Linked DNA regions of Homo sapiens: all the other regions are linked to region 1. Evidence: chromatin loops called from intact Hi-C (ENCODE). Cell type or tissue: Calu3. All regions are shown on one strand.

Region 1 (8,000 bases):
GGCTTTTGTCCTTCCCATTCTCTTTCTTCACACAAAATGAACAGTTGAACTCAGGCCACCAAACCTGGTTGAGTTGCTGGGTGGAGGGACTCTCCTGGGCTCTGAGCCTTTGTGTGTGGGAACCGCACTGGAAAAGGTGTGCAGAGGCCACGAACTTGCTCTGAACCCACTTGTGAAGAGCAGGTGACCCCAAACTATTGTTAGTGTCTGCTGTAAATGATATGCCTCTGGGTTCGAGCAGAGTTCAGCCAAAAGCCCCACATGACATGGAAATCTGTCCTGGAGCCAGGTTTGTCGGGTAAAAGTTATGTAGCAAATGTCTCCAAACATTGGCATCTGTTGTCTGCCGAGACTAGGACAACCGAGAATGATGGAGTGCTTAAGGAAATTAGGATGGGGCATGCGACCCTGTAACAGCTGATAAACTGTTTCAGGCCACCGTGGCTCATCCAGCTCTTTTGATAAACAGCTTTAAAAGCATTACGTGGTTTGGAAAGCATTCTTCAAAAATGGTTATATTTTCCAGACGCATGACAGTCCACTGTTCAGTATTATTTAAGGGTTTTAAATTGTAGAATCAGATTCCTTTTCAGTGGGGCTCTTGGAACTGTCGAGGGCTGATCTGTCTGACTCCCACCAGGACAATCTCACAACAATATTATTATGTAGGTCGGGGTCCCCTAGGTCTGTTAAAAAAAAAAAAGTTCAGGGCTAAGCGTTTAAGAGGAAAAACTATTTCTTTCATTTCTAGCTAAGTCTGATGGGCCCTTTCAAACACTGCTTTCATCATGCACCTTTTATTTCACGATTTCTGCATAATGAAAATACAAGATCGATAACTGTGGATTATCGTAATGCCTTGAGCCTTTGAAAATGAACATTTTCTAGATTATAAATGTTCCCTTTGTAATTCATTTCAAACTTCATCCTCCCATTTGTCCTAATTCCCGAAATTTAACTGTTGCCTTTTGAGCCTCCTAGGAAATTCTGGGTATCCTTTAGGCAAGGGAGGTAGCTCTTGGGGGAATAGCATTCAGGCCACAGGCAATTCATTTGCGACTTGGGCTCTTCTTAGAACATATGATAAGTACAACGCACTGTAGTGACAGATTTTTTAAAAACCCTATTAAAGCCCAATATACTAATGCAGATTTTTTTTTTTTAAGTTTTAGAGAGATTCATGGGATTTTATTCTTTTTCCCAAAGGCAGTGGTGGAGCTGACAGAGTAGCATGGAGCCTCGTCCTGATGTATTGTGCGGAAGTGGCAGCAGTTCACATTCATTCAGTTTGTCAGCATAGGATCAGTTCCTTCTTGACTCAACTCTCTGTGATCAAAATAAGCTATTGGATGTTCCCTTTGGGTACTGGAAGCAGCTTGGCCCCTTGGCAAGAGAACAGGATTGCAAATCACAAGAGCAGAGCCCTGACTCCAGCTCTGATGCTACTGTGCTTTGTGACCTTGTGCAGACAGCTTTATATCCCCATCTCAGGTCATTCTCCCCCATACAAAGGGGGAGAGGGTCATCCTTGCCCTGGTCATGTCTGCATGGCTGAGGTGAATAACTAGTTGTGTAACTTCCTGGAGGAGTGGCACAGAGGAAGCTCCCTTCCTAGGGCTGGCTCTGCCATCAGGGAGGAAGCTGGATATTAGAATGAAGAAAAAGCCCATGCAGAATATATGGCAGCCCGATAATGGATTCTAAAAATAAAAAAGCACTAGGTTAATCTGCAGCTGTAGTGTACCTAAAGTATTCTTTGGCAGGTTGTGGCCCTAGCCTAATCCCCAGCTGGACTTAGCACCATTTAAGTGAGTTACATCTCATCCCCGCAAGGGATTGAGTCTGTAGCCAATTTGGCCTTGTCACCACTTCAGCCCTCCCTCTGATTTCACCTTTGGGAAAACTACAAAGTGGCCCCAGACATACATAGCAGGCTTGATCACATGGGTGGAGTCTGTCAGGACAGCATACATCAAATAAAATGTCCAGGGAACCTGTTGTAAATAAACCACTTCCCGCATGCTCAGTCATCGTGGAGGTACTTGAATGTTTAGTTTCTTTTAGCTGATGGCCAAGAAATCAATGTTTAAAAAAAAAAAAACAAAAAACAAAAAAACACCTTGACAGAGGCATTTTGTACAAGAATGGTGTGTGGGTGTGAAAAAGTAAATTCCAAAACATATTTCCTTTTAGTTCCCAAACCCATATTAGATGAGTACTTCTTAGCCTTGGCCACAGTGCTAGAGTAAATAGCAGTGTCACATAGCTCGTGGAACAGGCAAACCACAGAATGTACAAGAGAGAAGCGTGCACACCAGTGAGTCTGCTATGGCAGCTCTCTTTGTCCTGGTTTCTACATCTCATTTGTAAGCAACTTGTGTTCCTGCATTTTCAGAGTTTGGCCAGTTTATTTACTTAGAATTGCATGTTCCTGGAATATTGTCATAAAAGTGATCCTGAGATAGAAAAAGTCAACAGGAAGCAGGGGCATTGAGTTTATAAGTTCTCAGTCTGTCTTGGCCCATATTAAAGTCTCATTCTCAGGGGTAGGTCCAGCTTTCCAAATTTTAATATATCAGAGACTCCTGATGCATCTGGGCTCATGATGGGCCAAAGTAGGCCTTCAGGAGTCCTCGTGTTACACACTCAACGCCTAATGGAGACTGGATTCATTTACGTGTATTAATGTAACCTGCGTGATCATGTGAGTGCAAGTGCTTTGTAGATTGTCCTGGGAGATGTGGCATATTATGACTAAAGACTTAATTGAACCCTGAACATGTATATGAATAACTGGAGACAGATTGACTGGATTACACATTTTTCTTGAAAATTTCCTAAATTTAGCCTACCTCTTTGTTGCCTTTTATTTCCCAGCTTAAGTGGTTCTCTATAACACTATATTTTAAACAAACCAGAACAAATAGTATACAAAAGCATAGACAAGAGGGATATAACAAGAGATGGTTTTCTGTGATCCGTGGCACCTCCTCTCTACCCTGCCTCCACCACCAAAAGGGGCTTTAAATTAAGATTCGGAATGGCAAATTCACTTACCAGCTCCAAACACAGTAGACAAGGAAACCTTGTGAGGAAAATCCGAGAGTATATTTACAGTTTCTGTTCAGAAATACATAGCTTAACTTCGAAGGAGGAAGCGTGACTTTTCACCTGCAGATAGAACTAGGGTCTGATTTGAAACAGACCACTGGCTTCACTGAACCCCATCAAAGAAGTCTGCTTCTGCCCGGAATTGGAAAGTGCCAGTGGGCATGTAGTTGCTAGTATGGGATTTCTGTTTTTATTTTTAACAAGCTTGGGCCCAACTCTTAGTATCAAGATGGGTGAAGACAAAACTGACCAGAAAAACACGTATCAAGTCAGCAGTGGCTCACCCCTCAGAGGCCATTTTTCCCACCTGCTCCTCTTATACCTTTGGTTTGTTTTTGGTTTTGGATTTTTTCTCTATGTTCCTCCTACTCTTTCTTTCTCTATTTTGCTTGGGCCTTCGTTAGAAGAGTTCTAGTAATCATTTCAGACTTCCAAAATTCAACCCAGTAGCCTCATTTTACAGGTGGACCCACTAATACACAACAGCTCGATGTGACAAACCATAGACTCACAGTTAATCACTTGGAGAGCCTGGATTCACCTCCGCGATGACCTGCCTTTCCAGCCCTCCAGTGGCGTCCTCTGTAGTGAGTTGTAAATGTGCCACTCTAGAACATTCCAGGAAAGCCCTCCTCTTGGGCTAAACTCTAAAACTAAAATGAAGTCCTGCCCATGTGAGCTGCTTGTTTAACACTTTGGATGCTAATCAGAGCATTAATGAGAACACATGGATAGATTCGGCAGGTCTAATGCTTGGGACCTTCTCCTATTTGATTCCATAAGACTAAATCCCCTATAAACACTTCCCTCCTGTGCACACACACATGCATTCACATACAGCACTCACGTATCCCTCCCTTATAGCCAAAGACCGAAAAATAAATTTTTTTTTTCTACATTAAAAATAAGACCAGCTAGTAACCAGGGTTGGCATTCCCATCTCCTGTGGAACCTGGAAGGACTAGCAGATAGCTATAGAGATCTGTCTCCTTTTTAGTGTGGTTGTATTAAGGGCAATCTTGCCTCCCATGGCACCCCAGAAAATCCAGGAGTTCAAGTGGGGGTGCACTGTAGGAGGACTCAGCAGCTGTTTTATGGAAGGTTCGTCAGGGATCAGACTGAAGATTTTGCTTTTGTGAGAACAAAGTGAAATGTGACATTCAGGAGCAGCTCGGGGCCTATATATAGGGGCCCAGGGCCTGCTGGGATGGGGTTTTACACTTGGGCTGTCCTTTTGCCCTTCCCCTGAACTCTTTTCACTTCAGTCATGAGCAAACAGTCAGTGCCTGAACTAACAACCCTGTAGTCCTCCGAAGCACGGCTGGCTTACAGTACCGAACAAAGGGAGGGAGTGCCGCGTGGGCCGGCCCAGGCCGAGGAATGCGGCTTCAGGGTTCTGCTCCATAAATTTAACCAGCACGACGAAAAGGAGATAATATGAGCCTTCGTGATGATCTGAAAGGGGGAGGTTCTGTGTCCCATTGATTGCGGTCTGGCCCAATGCCAGGCCCAAGCCTGACCGACAGTTGAACCATATCATTAAGGCGTGTAATACAGCTCGAGTCTTGTACTGCCGCCAATGAGTGCATATCCACAGGGCAAAAGTTTATAAAGAGTCGAGGCTGTCCTGTTTAACCCTCTCACACTGCATGTAATAGAACCAGCTGCCATTCAGAACTTGCCCATCTGAGGTCATAAAGGAAAGCCTGCACGTTTCTTTTCTTCAAACAGCTTTTCAGGACTGGGGAGAGGAAGAAACGCTGTCTAGAGAGGGTCAAGGCACGGTGATGTTTCTCTCTGGAGAAGCAAAGCAGTCTGCCTCCCTCCCCCCGGCCAGAAACGGGACACCTTAGTGCTTTCTTCAGAGTAGCTCTCTGTTTGTGGTATAATGTTGCTGGAGGAAACAGGGCTGACACCACAGGAAACCTGCCTGTCTCCAAGGAGGCCGCATCGGTGGCAGAGGTGGGTCAGATGCCGGCCGTGGAGTGCTCTTGTCAAGCTTGGGATGATGCCGTTTTCCTTCCCCATCACCTCGAAAGCTGTTAATAGCCTTGCTTTCTGGCCTTCCACAGCTACGCCCAGGTGCTAAAACAGAGCAGGTGGAAGGCCGCCCCACGGAGTGGCCTGTGAGCCCAGAGTTCTCACTGTCCGAGGCCGGTGGCCCCATGGGAACTCTGTCCATTCAATAGGGAGGGCATGTAGAAATAGGCACATTGTCACAGCAAGGCCTGGAGTGGCCTGGGTTCTTACAGTGGGCACTGCATTGAGGAAATGGGCAGACAAACAAGGATTTAGCATAAGTATAGTCAGAAAGAAAGGGCTGCCTGTGTTCAAAGGACAAAAGGAAGAAAGTGGGCGAAGGGGTAGTTTAGTCCTGTCCATCAGCCAGTCACGTTCTTTGGCCAAACTCGGGACCTGCCTGTGCTTTGTCCATGGTGTCCAGGAAGAAATCTGTGTCTGTCACTTCCAGATTGCTGCTTGTCTGCAATGGACAATGCCTCTTAGGCAGACACCTGCTCGGGATGACAGTGCTGCAGAAATTGATCCAAAACATTGACTAGCTTGCATGGTATCGCTGTCATTAGTATTCAGTCTTCACAACCACCCTATGAGGTGGGTGCTATACTTTCCCCATTGTACAGATGGGAAAGTTGAGGCACACAGGGGATACGTAACTTGTCTAAGATCTCAGAGGTAGTAAGGAAGGGAACCAGAATGTGGACCCTGGCCAACTGAACACAGAGTACATGCTCCTAATCTCTGTGCTGCTTCTGGGCCATCTCTCGGTCCCTCACATCGAAAGACCTCATGATTTCAATCCAAAGCATCTGACCAAGTGTTAGGTCTACTTCCTTTCGATTCTTGGATATGAAGGGTAGGAGCTTAATATCTGCCTATAGCCCAGAAGATTTGTGCAAAGACCCTGGTTCACTTGGAGAGGAGGTACTATAAAATTTGGACCCCACAATGCGAATGAAGGGTATGTATTGAATTCCCTCAGCCCACCAGCTTAACACAGAGACAGTGTGAGGGATATACTATAGCTGGGAAGCTTGGAAGGGCTCATGTTCAAGGGCCTCTTTGGGCCAAACAGCAGTGGGCCTGAGCATGGAGAGACCCTGGCCTTTTAGTGCCAGTGCCTAGAGAAGCAGGTCACTAAGCTTTGTGCCCAGGAGCTGTGCTGTCCCTGGTCCATCCCTGTGTACCCCATTCCACTCCTGAAATAATGAACTACTGCAGCCTTCCAAGTTCACAGTGTGCCAGTTTGTCACAGAATAGCAGTGACACTTCTCTGCTGCAACCCATCTTTGCTCTGCCATGCTGCCAAGACCATCTTCACCAGGCGGTAACCTGGGAACTCCAGCTGGTACACAGTACAAGAAGCCTCCGCAGTAGACTGTCCCAGGTGCATGTGCTCAGTATGTCATAGCCATCTCCTTTTGGAGGCCAGGGAGAGCTTCTGTTTGGGTGCCACGGATCCTGGACAGAAGCTTTCTAGAGGTAGGAGAAGAGACTAAATGGCTGGCCAACCCAGAGATTGTTGGATTGTGTTATGATTCCATGGTCAAAGTGCTTTAAAAACCTAGAAATTGGCTCTGGTAGTGAGTCCCAGGATGGAGCTAACTTACGATCTGGACTCCATTACATGATTGCTAATCCTGAAGTTCAGCAAACGTTGGTACTGGCTGACTTTTAATGGAGTACCTGTTTGAGGGTTCTCCTCATCATGTATTTAAGGTTAAATTGTATAAAGGAATTCTGCTGCTCTTTTGAAATTTTCTGGTTCTGTTTAACCATACCTAAAAATGCCATGAGGTAGCCAGATGATTGACTAACTGGGATTTATGGAAATTCTTATCTGCAAAAATCTCAAGACAAAGAGGGCACTAACTAGAAGGTTCCCAGTGCTTTATGTAACATGCAGAAGGAAGTCTGGTCTCAGCTTCTTGGATCTGAGCAATCCTTTGGAAAGGGAGCAATGAAGAGCAGTAACTGAAGACTCATTTCCTGCCTTCTGTGTGACTCACTCTCCTTTGTCAACTTCAAGTTTGCCCTAGGCCTGCTTGCTTCTCTCCACCCCAAGGAACTTGGTCTTTGGAAGACACAGGCACCTGCCCTCTCTGTCTGCCTTTTGCCCCCAGGTCCAGAGGGAGAAACAAACCCTCAGTTGGAGGAAAGTCTAGAGCACAGGCTTTGTGTTGCTCAGAGAAGCATGACAGGAAGTGGTGCTGTTGCCTCTGCATTGGCCGACTCCTGGCTGCACCTGCTTTTCCCAGAGGCACGGGGAGGCCCAGGCAGGGGCCCAGGGCCTGCTGCTGATCAGTTTGTCCTGCTTGCAAGTCTGCATCCCAGTACCCAACGGGGCCAAGTAGAAAAGGCACATAGTGTAGTGTGAGCCGTAGCTGTCACCAGATGGGTCTTTCCCCTCCGTGCCCAACCCCTTCCCTGACCTGAAAGGGCCTAGCCTCTTTCCCCACTGGCTTCCACCAAGTTCTAACACATTTTATATATATCGATTTCCAGGCTTGTAGAGGCAAGACCTACAGTCCAGGAGTTCAAATGGATTCAGTGTTGTTGGTTCTTGTTTCCTAGAAGGACAAGTGCTCTGAAGGTTTGGTGTCAACTCTGACCCAAGGGGTGTATCTGATTTTTATGAAGGCACAGAAATGCACCTGAGGTGACCCCAAGTCCTTCTCTTTTATTTTTTGATTTCCCACCACCTGGATCATTAATTCTGCTTTCAAGGGGGATGGGGAAAGGAGAACATTTCAAAGCAAAGTTGATTTGGTCTCTGAACCAGCTTGTCTTCTAGGCTGTAGTTCACCCTGATGAGAATCAGAAAGGACAGTCTGTAAACCCCTTCACTCTAGTGACTCTGCAGCTGGGGA
Region 2 (8,000 bases), 120 kb after region 1:
AAGACATACACAGAGGAGAGGAAGGCCGCGTGAAGATGGAAGCAGAGACGGCAGTGAGGCGGCCACAAGCCACGCGATGCCAGGAGCTGCCAAGAGCCACCAGGAGCTGAAAGAGACAAGGAAGGATCCTTCCCTAGAGCCCGGGAGGGAGTGGGGCCCTGCTGACACCTGGAGTTTGGACTTCTGGTACCCAGAAATGTGAGAGCAGCTTTGGTGTTTTGGGCCACACAGCTGGTGGTCATTTGTTGTGCCATTGACAGGAAACTAACACAAATGGGCTCCATTATCCTCATTCAATAGAGGAGGCCAAGCGAGGCCCAGCCCCAGGCTCCCGAGGCTGGGAAGTGACGGAGGCTGCTTCCCCTCCACACCACTCCCTGTTTTCAGATGCCAAGCTCTTTTTAACCTCCGAAGGCTCTTCACTGTCCCACATTAAGTGTTTTCTCTCACTGTATGCCCACTCCACCACGCACCCTGTCAGCCTGACCTCTGAAATCCAGAGGCTTCTCACCACTTCTCGCCACCTCCACGGCGCCTTGGGGCCCTGCCTCAGCGCCCTTCACCTGGAGCACAAGTGGACCCCTCACCTGGTCCCAAAAGGTCACTTGGCTGCTACCTTTGCCCCAGGGCCCCTGCCTCAGTCTGTTCTCAACACAACAGCCAGAGATCCTTCTAGAATGTGTCAGACCACATCACCCTGCTTATGACTACTGATGGCTGCCCATCTCACAGACTGGAATCTAGTGTTTACTGGGATCGCAGGCCCTTCCTGGTCTGCCCCATCCCTCGTCTCAGCTACTCCCTCCTAGGTCTCGGCCCTGCAGAAGCACTGGCCCCCTCTACCTTAGGGCCTTTGTACTGGCTGCTCTCTGTTCTCTTTTCCCAAGTATCCCTCTCCTTGTAGGGCACCCTCTTTTCTTTTTAAAAAATTATTATGATTATTATTATTTGTAGAGACGGGGGTATCACATTGTTGCCCAGGCTGGTCTTGAACTCCTGGCTTCAAGTGATCCTCCTGCCTCAGTCTCCCAAAGTGCTGGGATTACAGGAGTGAGGTACCACACCTGGCCACCTTCTCACAGGTTCTGCTCAAGTGTCTCTTTACCCAAGAGGTCTTCATGTAAAATGCCCCAACCCCACAAACACCAGCTCTGATTTGATTTACAAATCTACCCTTCTTTGATTTCCTCCTTCCCAGTTGCTGAGACAGGCATGTCTCCCCCTGTGATGAGCACCTAGTGTTCCTGAGGACACTCCTTCAAATGCTAAAACCACGCCCTGCCAAGAGCCAGTACGTGACAACTGGGCAGTCTCCACCTCATCCCTGGGTGTGATTCTTGCGAAACTTTTTGGTTCTGGGACCACTCAGAAAACTCTCCAGGGAAACGATCACAAAAGCTGACTCTGGGCAGGCAGAACACTGCTCACTCCCAGCCAGAAACCCACGGGCTGATGTTTCTTTTCACAAACATCCCCAGCCTACAAGACTGGCCAGGGGCTCCACCTCCATCTGACTGCCCAGGGCCGCACTTGGCAAAACACGGAGGCAGAGAAACTCAGGCTAGAGTTCATGGCTGACACCTCACAACCTTTGCCCTTTTCCCCCACTGGACCTCTTGCTGGAAAGTGCTGGGTGACCTTGGGGTGGGGGTGCCAAGGAGAGGAGGGAGGAGCCAGCATCTACAGACCACCCTTCCCTCACAGCACACATCTCCAGATTACTGTCCACCGGGGTGGGATTCAAATTTGGACAGTCTAAGTAACTCATGCAGGCTGCACTACTAGAAGTTTCAAAGCAAGGCTCGGACTCCAAAGGGAAGCTCTTTTAACAACCCTGTCCTGCCTCATTCATTCATTCAAGGACTATTTGTGGAATTGTGTGCACCAGGCACTTTGGAGGCCCTGGGATCCAGCGGGGAATACATTTATCTCACTTGCGGAGTTTGCTTGTGTGTAAGTCCGGGGACAATGAGCATGAACACTTGTTCACGTGAACGAATGACTGTATAGTAAGTAGTTTTCTAGCCACTAGAAAGTGCTAGATGTGCATGGGAGGAACACATAGCTTTGTAGGGGGTTGGAGGGAGTGATTATGGGGTGGGAGTGGTATTCAGATGGTGGGGGAAAGGTGCAGGGAAGTCCTCTTGGTTAAAGTAACATTTTGGAAGAGACCTGAGGGAAGTGAAGGAGGGAGCGATACAGACGCGTGGAGGAAGAGCATCCCTGGTGGAGGGAACAGTTGGTGCAAAGGCCCTGGGGTGGGAATGAGCTTCCCCAGCACGGAGACCAGTGTGGAAGAGCAAGCGGGAGACACCAGCCACAGCAGGACTTTGAATTCTTTTCTGAGATGGGGTAGATTGGGAGGTTGTAAGGAGAAAAAAGACAGCCTCTGACATGAAGCTGGAAGGGGCTGGGCTGGGATGCTTAGGTGATGGGAGAAGAGGGATTCTGGACGGTTGCAGAGCTGGGTGCTGGAGAAAGTGAGCTTCCCAGAGGACACCAGAGCGTTTGGCCTGAGAAAATGGAAGAATGAGGTTGCCGTTCCCTGAGCCCCAGCGCCTCCCTCTCCAGGAGGGTTGGCTCTGGCAAGCCCCAGGTGTGCAGGAAGAGAATCCCAGGTCCCTTCAGCTTCCAGAACAATTGGTTTACGCAGAGGGAGGGGAGGGGAGGCGGTGAGCGAGAAAGCAGTTCCAGGTGGCAAAGGCAGCTCCGGGGGAAGAGGCTGCCCCAGCGCCTGGGACCCACCTAGCGCAGCGGGGGTGAGCCCAGTTTCCAATAACAAAGTGCCCGGGCCGTCCCAACCCTGGCCCTGACAGCTAACGAGCTGCAGCCGGCTCGGTGCGCGGCCGGGAGGCCAGCCTGGCTCACATGATGGCGTGAGGGGGTGGCAGGAGGAGCCGCCAAGCCTCAGCGGGTCGGGCAGGAGGCTCCAGGAAGTCTTTCTGAAAGTGGGCCCAGGGGCGGGCGCGGGGCGGGGCCGCGGGGGTCCCGGGAGGGGCTGGGCGGGGCTGCAGTGCCGGGTGGGGATCGGGCTGGGATCCCAAGCGGCGGATGGGAAAGGGGTGGAAAGGGGATGGGAAGGGGCGGGAGATAGATGGGGAGGGGGCGGGGCGAGGCTGGGGTCCTGGGTGCAGACTGGAGGGCGACTGGGTGGAGCGGGTGAGGAGGGGGCCAGGTGGTGTCCCGGGAGCAGATAGGGAGGGCTTTGCGGGGAAAGCGGGGAAACAGGTTGGGGTCCTGGGCCGGGCGGCGAAGGAAGGCCGAGGTGCGGTCAGGGTGCAGATGGGGGGCGATGGGACAGGCTGGGGGCTGTGGAGAGGAGCTGGGTTGGGATCCCGGGTGCAGCTGGGGAGGGGACAGGGTAGGTGGCTGCAGAAGGGGGCTGGGTTGAGGTCTCAGGTGCAGACGAGGAGGGGCTGGGCGGAGGGGGTGAGGAGGGGAGCCGGGCTGGGGGCCGGGGCGCTGCTGGGGTCCCCCTCCCGCCCCGGGACCGTCCGCTCTTGCCCAGACCCGTCGGTAAACAGACGCCGTGATGTCACGGGCGCCGCTGACCTGTGGCTGAACCCGGAGCTGTAAATGAGATGCAAGGTGCCAGCAGCCTCCGGCCGCAGGGCCTACGAGCCACACGCGCTCCTCCGCCGGCCCGAGGTTACCCCAGCTGCACACACGGACAGGATGCTGCAAACGCCACCAGACATTGCAACACGCAGCCAGTCTGCTGGCCGCTGCGTGAACCGTCCCGGCAGCCCTCGCCGCCCCTCTGGCGGGCACCCACCTCCCTGGAGCGGCCTCGCTCCCCTCGAGCACCCCTGGGGGCTGGCAGCTCCCACCCCTCCGGGGGCAGCCTCTCCTCTAGGGTCTCTGTCTCCGCTTCCCCGAGAAGCCTCTAAACCCGAGGGCTGGGCCTCCGGGGTCAGCTTCGGGTTTTCGTGGGAAGAGATTGGGGAGGTGCCTGCCTTTGCTCTGGGCTTTCTGGGAAGCTCATTACTTCTCCCTTGCAAAGCCTGGTTGGGGGGTTGCAGGGATGGCTTCCAGGTATAAAGAGGTATAAAAGTGTCCCGTTGGCCGCGCACCGCCCCTCCCTTCCGAAGCAGGGGGCCTGTTTATCCCGCGGAGCTCCCAGAGCAGCCCTGGACCGCACTAACTTGGCAGCCAGCGCTCAGAGCTGAGAGCCTGCACTGCCCTTTGGAATGAAAAGCAGCCTGGTTGGGGCCTCAAGGAATCTGCTCTGGAGTTGATTTGCTGTGTGACTTTTGGATGAGTCACTTGGCATCTCTGAGCTTCACCATCTCCATCTGGGGAAGTGGGGAAAACTGAAACTGGCCTCCCTGTGCTGGTGTGGGGAAGGTCAAAAGTGCAAGAAAATGCTCACCAAACCGCAGGGCCGGTCAGAAGCCTCAGGTGCAGGGGGCCTGGCACGGGGAGAACTTGGAGACCCTCAGAGAAACCAAGGCTGCCCTTCTCCTCACCCACTGCCCCCCCAAACTGAGCCTCTGGGTTTATTGTGAGAAGCCGGGGTGACGAGGTCTTTGGGGATGAATAGTCCCCCCTGGCTCAAGGAGACCCCCATTGACTCCCCTACTTGGACCTCATTAACTAATGATCACCCTGCCTTGTGGGGGGTGGGGAACCTAGAAATGACCCCAGATCTCCCCCCGCCCTAGACGGAGTCTCACTCTGTCACCCAGGCTGGAGTGCAGTGGCGCGATCTCGGCTCACTGCAACCTCCGCCTCCCGGGTTCAAGCGATTCTCCTGCCTCAGCCTCTCGAGTGCCTGGGATTACAGGCGCCCACCACCGCACCTGGCTAATTTTTGTATTTTTAGTAGAGACAGGGTTTCACCATCTTGGCCAGGCTGGTCTCGAACTCCTGACCTCAACTGGTCCACCCACCTCAGCCTTCCAAAGTGTTGGGATTACAGGCGTGAGCCATGGCGCCCGGCCTGAAATGACCCCAGATCTTTAGCGAGTACTCATGGAGTGCAACAAGGCACAGCTGAACTCCAGCCCTGATTCCAGCTTCTCCTTCACTGAATTTAATCTTTAACATCCTTCTGCCTCACATCCCTCTGCTTTCTTGTCTTTGCAGCACTTGGTCACTATCTGAAGTGATGGTGGTTATTTGTTTGCTTGGTTTTTGTCTATTTCTCCCATTCTCAAACACACACACTCTCTAGAATGTAGGCTGTCCAAGGAATTTCCAGGCCTGGCTTGGTAATTGGGTGCCCAGTGACTGTGTGAATGAATGAATGAAATAGTTTTGCCTCTTCTGTGAAACATTAGTAACTTCCCTTTGAGGGGAACTTGGGAGGAATGAAGTTGACAACCTGTGTGCTATGGCTGTCGTTAGGACCAGCCACATCATTCGCAGGGTCCCTGGTTCAAAAATTGTAAAGAATTGCAAGATGGTGACAGCCGAGCCTCAAACCAAGTGTAGGGCGCTTCTGAGAGCAGGGCCAGTGAGAATCCCTGGGTCACACCCAGGAAGCCAGCCCCAGCCATCGCACAGAGGGTGCCCAACAGGAACACCCAGTGGGACCTCGTGCCAAGTCACAAGCCTTCCACGCTCCCCCAGGCAGCAGGAAACACAAACACAGCTCCGGCAGAGCCACTCCAGGAAGAACGTATCACACATCCCCAGCAGACAGGTGACACCTGCCAAACTAAAAGTTGCCCGCACATCCAGTCTCTACATGTGCAGGGGCAGTGGACATGGCAGCGTATGAGCTGTAGGGGAAAGAGGAATAATAACAACAGGTAACCTGGGCAACATGGTGAAAGCCTGTCTCCACTAAAAATACAAAAGTTAGCCAGGCATGGTGGTGCGCGCCTGTAGTCCCGGCCACTGGGGAGGATCACGTGAGCCTGGGAGGTTGAGGCTGCAATAACCTGAGATCGCACCAATGCACTCCAGCCTGAGTGATGGAGTGAGACTCTGTCTCGGCAAGTAAAATAAAACAAAAAAAAATAACAACAGTACTCATCATAATTAGCATTTATTTAGGAGCTTCTCTGAGTTCAACAGTGAGGTTTACGGCCCCTTATCCTCCGTTCTAGAATCCAAAAAGCTCTAAAATCCTACATTTATTTTTGACACACGCGTTTAGAGCAAGCCCTAATTGGAACCATCATGAGGCTAGTTCTGGTCTCTTTATCCCACTGTGGTAACTATCACTGTGATTACGGGTGGCTGCCCTAGACCTTGCTGTGGGCATCACTAGGTATATGGCCTATCTGCTGGATTGCATTTCTAAAGTCCAAAACATCAGACCTATGAGACACAGCTAGCCTTAAGGGTTTCAGATAAGGGTCTGTAGACTTGAACTCGGCTTCTTTTTAGAGACAAGGCACTGAGACCCTGGAAGTATAAGTAATTAGTCAAGAGCAAAGCCAGGAACTAGCTGAGCAGAGACCCCCAAACCGGTTGGCGGTACCCCTCAGAGCTGCTAGCAGAAGAAAGAATTCAGCTCTTGTTTTGGAAAAGGAAATAAACATTTTACTGGAGTATCTCAGCATCTCCCTCATACTCCAACATGAAATTCAGAGGTCACTGAGCTGGTAGGCTCAATCACACACCAGGCTGATGTGTCCCAGGGAGACCTTCAGCTAATTAAACGTAATTTATGGACCAGCCTCTAAGGACAAGCCTTAAATTACTTGCAAGCTGTGCCAAGGTAGCTATCCTACAGGCTATTAATTAGGAATCGGTTTAATCTCTGCTAGGACGAAGGTCAACTGCCTTGGAGTTAACCCTTCCGGCTGACTGGTCTCATGCTATCAGGCTGTGGCTCTGGGCCCAGAGGGCCAGGGGATTCAGAGGAAGCGGGACATTCAATGGGAAATGGCCAGGCCAGCACACCCTGCAAAGACCAGGATGCTGGGAGAAAAGCCAGGCCCTTGGCCCATAGGGCCAGTTGAGGCGGGAATTTTCCCAAGCACCAGCCCCACAGAAAGTGATTTTCCGTGGTCCTCAGAGAGCATCACATCCCTCCAACATCAGAGAATTCTGTGGAAAATCAGGCTTCCGTCACCTTCCAGTAATGTGGGCTGGTCGTGCATCCTGTAGAAAGCCTTCAGTGGCTCCCTAGTGCTCTCCCAATCATGTCCAGACTTCACCCCACAACCACCAGGCTCTATGAGGTATGGCCCTGGCCATCTCTCTCCACTCCCTGCTCACACTTTTGTTCTGGCCAGGCCAGGGTCTTTTTCCCAAAGGAAACAAACTCTCTCATCTCCTATTTTCTAGCTCTGCTCTTTCCCTCTGCCTGGGATATTTTCCTTCTGCTGCTTCCATCTCATCCTTAACGCCTCAGCTTAGACCCCAGTCCTAGGCACAGCCAGGTTTCCTTTCCTAGAAGCCAGACTGCCTGGATTCGAATCCCATGGCTACCTGGGCTGTGTGACCTTGGGCAAGTATTTAACGTCTCTGAGCCCTAGTATTTCCATCTTTAAACTGGGAACAGTGACTGTGTCATAGGGTTGCTCTGAGGAGTAAATCAGATTGTCATGTAAATTGTTTAACACGTGGGTAGCACTTTATTAACAACAAAGACTGGTTGGAAGCCCCCGTCTGTGCTTGCAGCTGCCTTCAGCCATGGTCCACCCTACCAAGGCATGTAGGCTCAGAGAGGTCCAGTAACTTGCTCAAGGTCACACGGCAAGTGAATAGAAGAGCCAGCATATGAACTTTGGTGTGGTTGACTCCTGAACTCAAAATCTGAATCTCTATGCTTTACTGGCTCCTTGTGAAAGAAAGAACCGCACATCTGTGTGTGTGTGTGTGTACACGTACACACACACACACACAATCACACAAACATTTCCACTGACTTGAAGGCTCAGGAGATATCCCCAAAGCCAAGGCATGGATCTGCTGGCTGAGGAGGTGTGAGCCCTCGGAGGGCACCATGTGCCCAGTCCACACTGACCTTGTGTCTTGCCATCCCTTAAGGACCCCGTCTCCTCTGCTGTGTGCTCATAGGGAAGTGGCCCGGAGAGGCC
Region 3 (8,000 bases), 63 kb after region 1:
GATTTGTCCAGTACCAACTACTCTGCCATGGATAGAACCAGAAATTTCTCCTTTTCTCTGAGCCCTTGCCAATTAAGCTTTCATCCCCACAACCTCACCCTTTCCAGATAATCAATGACATTCATATTTCAAACTCTAATCTTCATGATAAGGCCTTATCTAATCTGAATAAAAGCTGTATTTGTCATGATTGAGCACTCTCTCTCCTTCTTTTTTTTTTTTTTTTTGAGATGGAGTCTCATTCTGTCACCCAGGCTGGAGTGCAGTGGCACAATCTTGGCTCACTGCAACCTCTGCCTCCTGGGTTCAGGTGATTCTCCTGCCTCAGCCTCCTGAGTAGCTGGAACCACAGGTGCGTGCCACCACGCCCGGCTAATTTTTTGTACTTTTAGTAGAGTTGGGTTTTCACCATGTTAGCCAGGATGGTCTCGATCTCCTGGCCTCGTGATCTGCCCACCTTGGCCTCCCAAAGTGCTGGGATTACAGGCGTGAGCCACCGTGCCCAGCCACTCTCTCCTTCTTGAAAGTTTTTTTTTTTTTACTTTGTTTCCAGAATACCCAATTCCTTCATTTTCCTCCTACTTCACTCGTTATTCTTTGTTCTCATCTTCCTGGCCTCCAAATGTTGGAGAGCCGCAGCATTCACTGTAAGTCCTCTTCCTTTCTTCAGCCAAACTCTCCTTGGTTATCTCTCTGAGTCCTATGGCTTTAAATATCATCTGTATATGGGCAGGTCTCATAGTCTTATCTCCCGCCTGAATTTCTGCCCTGAAATTCAAACTCAGAGCTCCATCTGCCTCTCAATGTCTCCATTTAGAAGCCTAAAAAGCATGCCTTACTTAACATGTCCAAAACTGACCAAGCCTGCCTCTCCTTTGGTCTTACCCATCTTAATAAATAACTCCATTTTCCCAGTTGCTCAAGCCAACCATTTTGGAATCATCCTGGAAACTTCTCTTTTATTCGAACCCCATATCCAATCCATCAGAAAATCCTGTTGGCCCGACCTTGGAAAGCTACCCCACCATCATCTCCCTCCTGGATTATTACTGTAGCATTCTCAATGGTTCCTTGCTTCCTCCCTTGCCTCCTGTGCCAGCTGAGACCACTGCAGAATGTAGATGAGCTGTATCCTCTGACAGATACAGAGATTGCAGAGAGGTTAGCAGACGGGCTGATTACAAGCTGCGGGTGGGATCAGGGGTACCAACAAGAGACGGTGACGTATCCTCTTACCATCCCTAAGATGGGTGAGAGTCAAAGCTGCCGGCCCCCTGATAGGAGCCATAGCCTTTGGTAGAAAAAGTCAGCTACTTCCAAACTACAGCCTAGTGGAGACAGAGAGCCAGGGAAATCAATACCCTCCCCTCTCCTCTTGCCCTCTGATCTCCTGCTCTGTCTCCCACTGGCTGAGCCTAACTGGAAGCTGGAGGGTTGGGGAGCCCACTGATATAGTCCACAGAGGGCAGCCTCCCAGGGCAGAGAGCAGGGTGAACAAAGGGAGAGTAAATTTAGAAGGCAAATGGTGAATATCCCAAACCCCTCTGCTTGCCCACAGCTGCACACACCATCCATGGCCCAGTCTTCATGTAGCTGCCAGAGTGATCTATGCACTACTGGGGACCAGAGGTGAGGGGTGGGGGTCACAGGATGGATGGAGCCTGGATCTATGGGACACTAAAGGGAGGAGGGCTGCTTGCCCACCAGGAATGCTGATCTTTCCTTAAGAGAGCAAGATAAAAACCTCTATTGTGTTTGAGTTACTAAATGTTTGGGAGTCTATTACAGTTTAGCCACTTATCTTAGACACATGTAAAGCAAGGGTAATAGTTATATCATCCCTACAGGGCTATCAGGGGAATTAAATAAGCTATAATTGCTTAGAACAATGCTTGGCATAAGTTCTTAAGCAATGGTAACAATTATTATTATTATTACTATTATTATTGAGACAGTCTCAGTCTGTCTCCCAGTCTGGAGTGCAGTGGTGCAATCTCAGCTCATTGCAACCTCTGCTTCCTGTGCTCAAGTGATCTTCCCACCTCAGCTTCCCGAGTAGCTGGGACTACAGGCACACGTCACCATGCCTGGCTAATTTTTTGTAGAGACAGGGTTTTGCCATGTTGCCCAGGCTGGTCTTGAACTCCTGGCAGATCCTCAAGTGATCTCCCTGCCTTGGCCTCACAAAGTGCTGGAATTACAGGTGTGAGTCACTGCACCCGGTCCAATTATTATTTTTATTTAATATGTAAAATTAATATGAAAGCATACTATTAATTATGTTTTTGCGAATGCCTTGTTATAGACTTTGAGGGGTTCTTCCAGAGAGTTGAAGAATTGTGGAGTGTGTGTGTGTGTGTGTGTGTGTGTGTGTGTGTGTGTATACATATATATATAGAGAGAGAGAGAGAATTCCAGCCACCTCACCCCACACCCCAAGAGGCTGCTGATCCACTTGCCCTCCAGGCAGAGTGCCCAGGAGAAAAGAGAGCTGGTTCCTGACTTGCTTTAGGATGGGGCAGACGTTCCTCTGTGCCATGTTCCAGGCCAAAACCTTATGAAGGCCTAGCACCTTCACTCATGTGCTTTTGGGAGCCCCAAGTCACTGAATAGTCTGGCTACCCTGCAGGACAGACCACATGGAGAGGCCATGTAAGACAGGGAGAGAGGCCCCGAGACTCCACAGGGACAGAGAGACAGGCACAGCCATCCTCGTGAACCAGGTGTCCCAGCCTTCTGGGTGTCCCCACAAAGATGCCACATGCCTGAGCCATGTTGAACCCTTCAGCCCAGAAGAGCCCCAGCAAACAGCCCCTCCAGCCACCACCCCAGCAGATGATGGAGCAGATGATTCACCTAGCTGAGCCCTGTCCACCCTCAGGTTCAAACAAGATCATCAAATGGCTGGGTGTTTTTTTGTTTGGTTGGTTTGGTTTGGTTTTTTGAGAGAGGGTCTTGCTCTGTGGCCCAGGCTAGAGTGCAAGTGACTCAGTGCAGCCTTGAACTCCTGGACTCAAGTGATCTTCCTGCCTCAGCCTCCTGAGTGGCTGGGACTACAGGTGTGCCCCATTAATCCAGCTAATTTTTATATTTTTTGATAGAGGTGGGATCTCACTATGTTGGCCAGGCTGGTCTCGAACTCCTGACCTCAAGCAATCCTCCCACTTTGGTCTCTCAAAGTGCTAGTTTTACAGACATGAGTCACCATGCCTGGAGATAATTGTTTTAAGCCATAAAGTTTTGGGGTGGTTTGTGACGTTGCCACAACAGCAAGCCGAGCCTGCCCGTGTGAGCAGGAGGTGGGTGGGTACTTGCTGCTTTGAATTTCCCTTCCAGTTGGGGGAGCTGGAAATTCAAAGTCGCAAGTACCCACCCCACCCGCTGCTCACATACGCAGGCTTGGGAAGGAACGGAACACCAAGGGCCGGCTGCTTGGGTGTGTTGCAACCAGACGCCCGCAGGCCTTGGATGGATGGAATTCTCCAGGCATCCGTGGTGGGGGGACCGGCTCCTGCCCCCTTGGCCGAGAGGGCTGAGCTCACTCAGCGTCTCCATTCCTCTTCTTGATTGGCACTTTAATGAGGGCAGAAGGGGCTGACCCCCTGCCAGGGGACCGGTTCATGCCCCGTTTATCTCACAGCCCGAGTCAGACTAAAACAACATCGCAGGCCGAGCGGCCAGGAGCCAGCAGGGCCGGGAGCCCCCGCCCTCGGTGATGGATTGAGTGACCGCGGCGAGTTGGCAGCTGAAGTGTGTGGTGGCCGCACCGTCCTGTCAGCCTGCAACAAAGGAGGCCGGCCTGGCCCGGCCCTCACGCCAAACGGCTCCCCTCCCAGGGACAGCTCCGAAGGCTGCCTTTCCCTCCACCCTCCCCCAACTCCAACGCCAAGTTCCCAGAGGCAGGCTGAGGCCAGAGCCCAGTGTGCGGGGAGGGGCACTGTCCTGGGGTCCTGGGTGCGGTGCATGGGGGTGGGAAATCCTGGGCTTGCAGGCGGAGCTGGTGCTGAGAACGTCCTCTCGGGCTCCTGGCTTCAGGGCCCAGCACTGGACCCTTCCTGACGGTGCAGAGGAGGGGCTCCCTGGTCCAGCAATCCCTGAAGGATCCCAGCTGGGCCTTTTACTTGCTGTGCAACCTTGAGTGAGTTTGTCAACCTCTCTGAACCTCTCCTCATCTGTCAGAGGCGAATCCTGCTTATAACTACATCCCTGGGTTCTTTTGAGGATGAAATGAGACTTGCTGGCAGAGCCTCCCTTCCAGAAAGCAGGCTCCTACACGTGAGGCCTCGGTTTACCTGGGCGGTACTGACCATCTCCCCAGTGCCCCTGCCTGGGTTGAATGACTCTGAGAGGAGCCACTGGTGGTAAAGAACCCCCCAACTCCCGCTGTCAGGAATTGTCACCAGCTGCCACCATAAGTACCACAGCGCTGCAGCTTAGGGGTAGACCCCTTTTTACACATGGAGAAACTGAAGCTCAGAGACGTAAATGTGCCCAGTGTCCTGCAGAGAGTGAGACAGGTCAGGGACGCCAACCCAGAGCTGCCTGGCTCCGAAGTCTATGCGGCTGCTCCCAAGGCCCTGAGCTGTGGGCTGGAATTTCCCTGTAAGGACAGGGTCGTAAGTGACAGCCCCCAGTGCTCGCAGAGGCAAAGGGCCAGAGCCTGATTTGCAACGTGCGCCTCGACAGCCATGAAGTGCTCCAGGGGGGCAGCCTTTCCCATGCCTTCCTGGGGCCACAGAGTGCAGTTGAGCTCAGCAGCTTGGAGGAGGTGCAGGGGGCCGGCCTCAGCCCCTGGGTCTCCAGGTGTGGGGACCTACATCAGGAACAGGACAGTCTTTGCAGTCCCAGCTGCTCTGTCCCCAGAGCTGGGGAGGGGAGAAGACAGAGCTGGACAAATGGCTCATCAGATCCCAGAGAGCCCTGGAAGGGGAGGAAGGGGCCTTCCCGGGCCTTGTCTGGATAGCTCAGTCCTCCCAGGAGGGGAAGAAACCAGCCTCCGCTTGCAGATTTCACCTCCCTGTGAACTCCCAAAGGGCGGGAGGCCAAGCCGCAGCTGAGGTCAGAGAAAGTAGCAGGGTGACCGTGGGGCTCCACGTGGCCCTCCCTCACTCTCTGCCACGGGCCCTCCAAAAACAGGCTTCTGCCCCTCAGCGCCTCCAACAGCCTTTCCCCACCACCAGACAAAAGATGAGCTGAGCTGCCCAGCTGGTGGATCAGGGCTCTGAGGGTGGGCTAAACCAGTAGAGGCTTCCCCCAAACTCTGATTCACCAGACGAGGAGAAACCCAGCCTTTTGGCCCCAAGAATCCCGGTGCCCCACCCTGGATCCAGCCCTGAGTGGGCCCTTAAAACTGTTTCCTCCCACCCCAAGTGCTTTGCATCTATTATTCCCTTTGTGTCAAAAAGTCTTGTCCCCATTTGCCCGGTTAATTCTAAGTCAGCCATCAGAGCTCATGACACAGGTCGCTTCCTCAGGGAAGCCTTCCGTGACTGACACCCCTCCTGGCAGACCCCTGGTCAGAATAAGTCCCTCCCTGTACCGTAGTCCACGTGGCTCTGCCAGCCCTTCCTTTGCAGCTTTGCGCATGTTAAATGTCATGTTTCGTGGATTTGTGTTGATGATAAGCTCCCGATGCAGAGATGGTAGGGACCATCTCTGCTCACGTGTCTGTCCCCAGGCCCAGAAGACAGCCTGGCACACGGCAGGTGCCTGATGAGCACTTGTGGACTGGATGGCATTGGCCAGTGTGCATCTCCCAGGAACTCTGCTGTGAACTCCGCTTGGGCAGGGACATGTCTGTTTTGTTCACCATTGTGTCCCCAAAATTCAAAGTCTTGCACCTAGAACACTCTTGTTGGATATTTGATAATGAGTGAGTTTGCTGCAAAAGGAAAAAAAGCAAGAACAATAACAATTACCACCATAAAATAAGAAAACGGACCCAGAATAGAATTTGAGGCAAGAGACCCTCTGAATGAGGAGATTCTAAGTCCTTTCATTCCAGAAGAATTATCCTGTGTGCTTCAGTGAGCCAAATCCCCAGGGAACAAATGACATCAGGGAAAGCTGCCTGAGCCCAGGACAAAATCAACTAAATTGCTCCAACTGGTAAACCTCCTGGCTCTCATTTCAGCCCACTGAGTCTTAGAGAGTTGGTGGCGGGGGGCGGTGGGGGGGTTGGGGGTAGAGCATAGAATAGCAGGAGTGTGACTCTAATGTAACCCAGGACAGGAAATGTTTCCAATGTTCTAAATTTTGTGGACAAAGTAAAATGTCAGGAAACAGGAAGCAAAAGAGTGGCTACAATATATAAAGAATTCATTAAAATAAACAAGAAAAACATTGAGTTTAATGTAGACAAACAGAGGACGTGAAAGAATCACTTACATATGAAGAAACTAGAGTTGGGCAGTCAGCATTCATTGAATGCTTATCTGTATTAGACACTGAAGTAAGTTTTACATCTCACTTCATTAGCACAGGGAGTATAGCAAGAAAATCCAACCAAATGGCCAAGCACAGTGGCTCCCACCTATAATACCAGCACTTTGGGAGGCCAAGGTGGGAGAATTACTCGAGCCCAAGAGTTCAAGAGAAGCCTGAGCAGCATAGCGAGATCTCATCTCTACAGATAAAATAATTGGCTAGGGATGGTGGCACTCACCAGTGGTTCCGGCTACTGGGGAGGCTGAGGTGGGAGGATCATTTGAGTCCAGGAGGTCGAGGCTGCAGTGAGCCATCCAGGATAATGCCACCACACTTCAGCCTGGGCGACAGAGATCCTGTCAAAAAAAAAAAAAAGAAAGAAAGAAAAAAGAAAAAGAAAGAAGAAAGAAAGAAAGAAGAAAGAAAGAAAGAAAGAAAGAAAATCCAACCAACAAATGTACGTTTCTAATTTTTTTGTATATTATTTACAAAGTTCTATAATCCTTTTGTTTGTCCCAAGAAAATTCCTGCATTCCTGTCTTAATTAAATCTCTCCAACCAACCAGTTTTCTGCAGAATATAATTCATTCATTCAGGTATGAAATGATGAAAACTGTTTACATAGCCACAACCCTGATAACTACGTCTGGGATGAAATTAATTTATTTCTGAGGCGTCTGGGTTCCGCAGATGACGTAATTACTATTGGACATTCAAACTACTCCTAAGACTCATTTAGGGTAGTTCTGAGACACACTGGCAATATGGAAATAGGTCGTAAGTTCTTGGGGCAAAGACCATGTTTTGATTTTGCTATTCTGAAAGTACCGCATGTATCTAAAGCTCCTATAAATAAACAAATCAAGATCAAATGATTGGTTGAATTGGACAAAAAGAAAAACTTACCAGCTGGAAATGGCAGCATTCCCAGTTTATATCTGACCCGGTTGGGGCTCAGAGGTTAATTAACATGGCAAGCTCACGTGCTCTGAGTTCACGTGATTGTCCTCACTCATCATCAAAGAGGGGGAAACTAAGGCAGTATTAAGAGGCTATTTTATATTTACAAAATGAATTTAAAACAAGGTTTTTTTCTTTGAGACAAGGTCTCGCTCTGGCACCCAGATTGGAGTCCAGTGGTGTGATCATGGCTTAGTGCAATCTGCCCATCTCAGTGGGACCACGGGTGGAACTGCCCGCATGTGCCACCATGCCCGGCTAATTTTAATTTTTTTTTGGTAGAAAAAGGGCCTCCCTATCTCCCTATGTTGACCAGACTTGTCTTAAACTCCTGGGCTCAAGTGATCCTCCTGCCTCAGCCTCCCAAAGTGCAGGTATTACAGGCATGAGCCACTGCACCAGGAAAAGAAAAGTGTTCTCAAGGTCACACCCAGGATTCTGAAGCATGCAGAGAAATTCAGGTACTCACTCTGCTGTTGAAGGTATTGCAAATTGCTGTCGTACTTAGAAATTAACTCACACCCAGAGAAAGAAAGTCATAAAACGATGTTTCCATCCCAGTAATTCTCTATTGGAATTCATCCCAAGGAAAAGGTTTATGAGATGCAAAGGGC

Evidence for each region. Peaks named below come from ENCODE experiments on the same cell type or tissue, not always from the same donor. Only the 100,000 strongest peaks of a DNase experiment are listed, where the experiment ranks them.
Region 2: it touches region 1 in a loop (4-fold over the local background); 23 of 110 quality-filtered maps call a loop at or near these places.
Region 3: a loop joins it to region 1, with 5 times the contacts of the local background. A loop is called at or near these places in 13 of 110 quality-filtered maps.

What each region holds. Positions count from the first base shown.
Region 1 is chr1:12,473,801-12,481,800 of GRCh38, forward strand. All of the region lies in intron 67 of VPS13D (vacuolar protein sorting 13 homolog D), which reads left to right. Among named protein-coding and RNA genes, the nearest start is that of SNORA59A, 29 kb to the right of the region's middle. RefSeq lists silencers at 94-388, 4,294-4,588 and enhancers at 3,947-4,804, 4,805-5,661, 7,394-7,912. In Calu3, no CTCF peak of the experiment used is centred here; DNase peaks (open chromatin) are centred at 1,956, 4,531 and 7,271.
Region 2 is chr1:12,592,434-12,600,433 of GRCh38, forward strand. All of the region lies in intron 1 of DHRS3 (dehydrogenase/reductase 3), which reads right to left. Among named protein-coding and RNA genes, the nearest start is that of MIR6730, 17 kb to the left of the region's middle. RefSeq lists an enhancer at 349-848. In Calu3, no CTCF peak of the experiment used is centred here; DNase peaks (open chromatin) are centred at 2,948, 3,568, 4,128 and 5,558.
Region 3 is chr1:12,536,708-12,544,707 of GRCh38, forward strand. No RefSeq gene overlaps it. Among named protein-coding and RNA genes, the nearest start is that of LINC02766, 15 kb to the left of the region's middle. RefSeq lists enhancers at 3,645-4,293, 4,856-5,150. In Calu3, no CTCF peak of the experiment used is centred here; DNase peaks (open chromatin) are centred at 3,394, 3,694 and 5,034.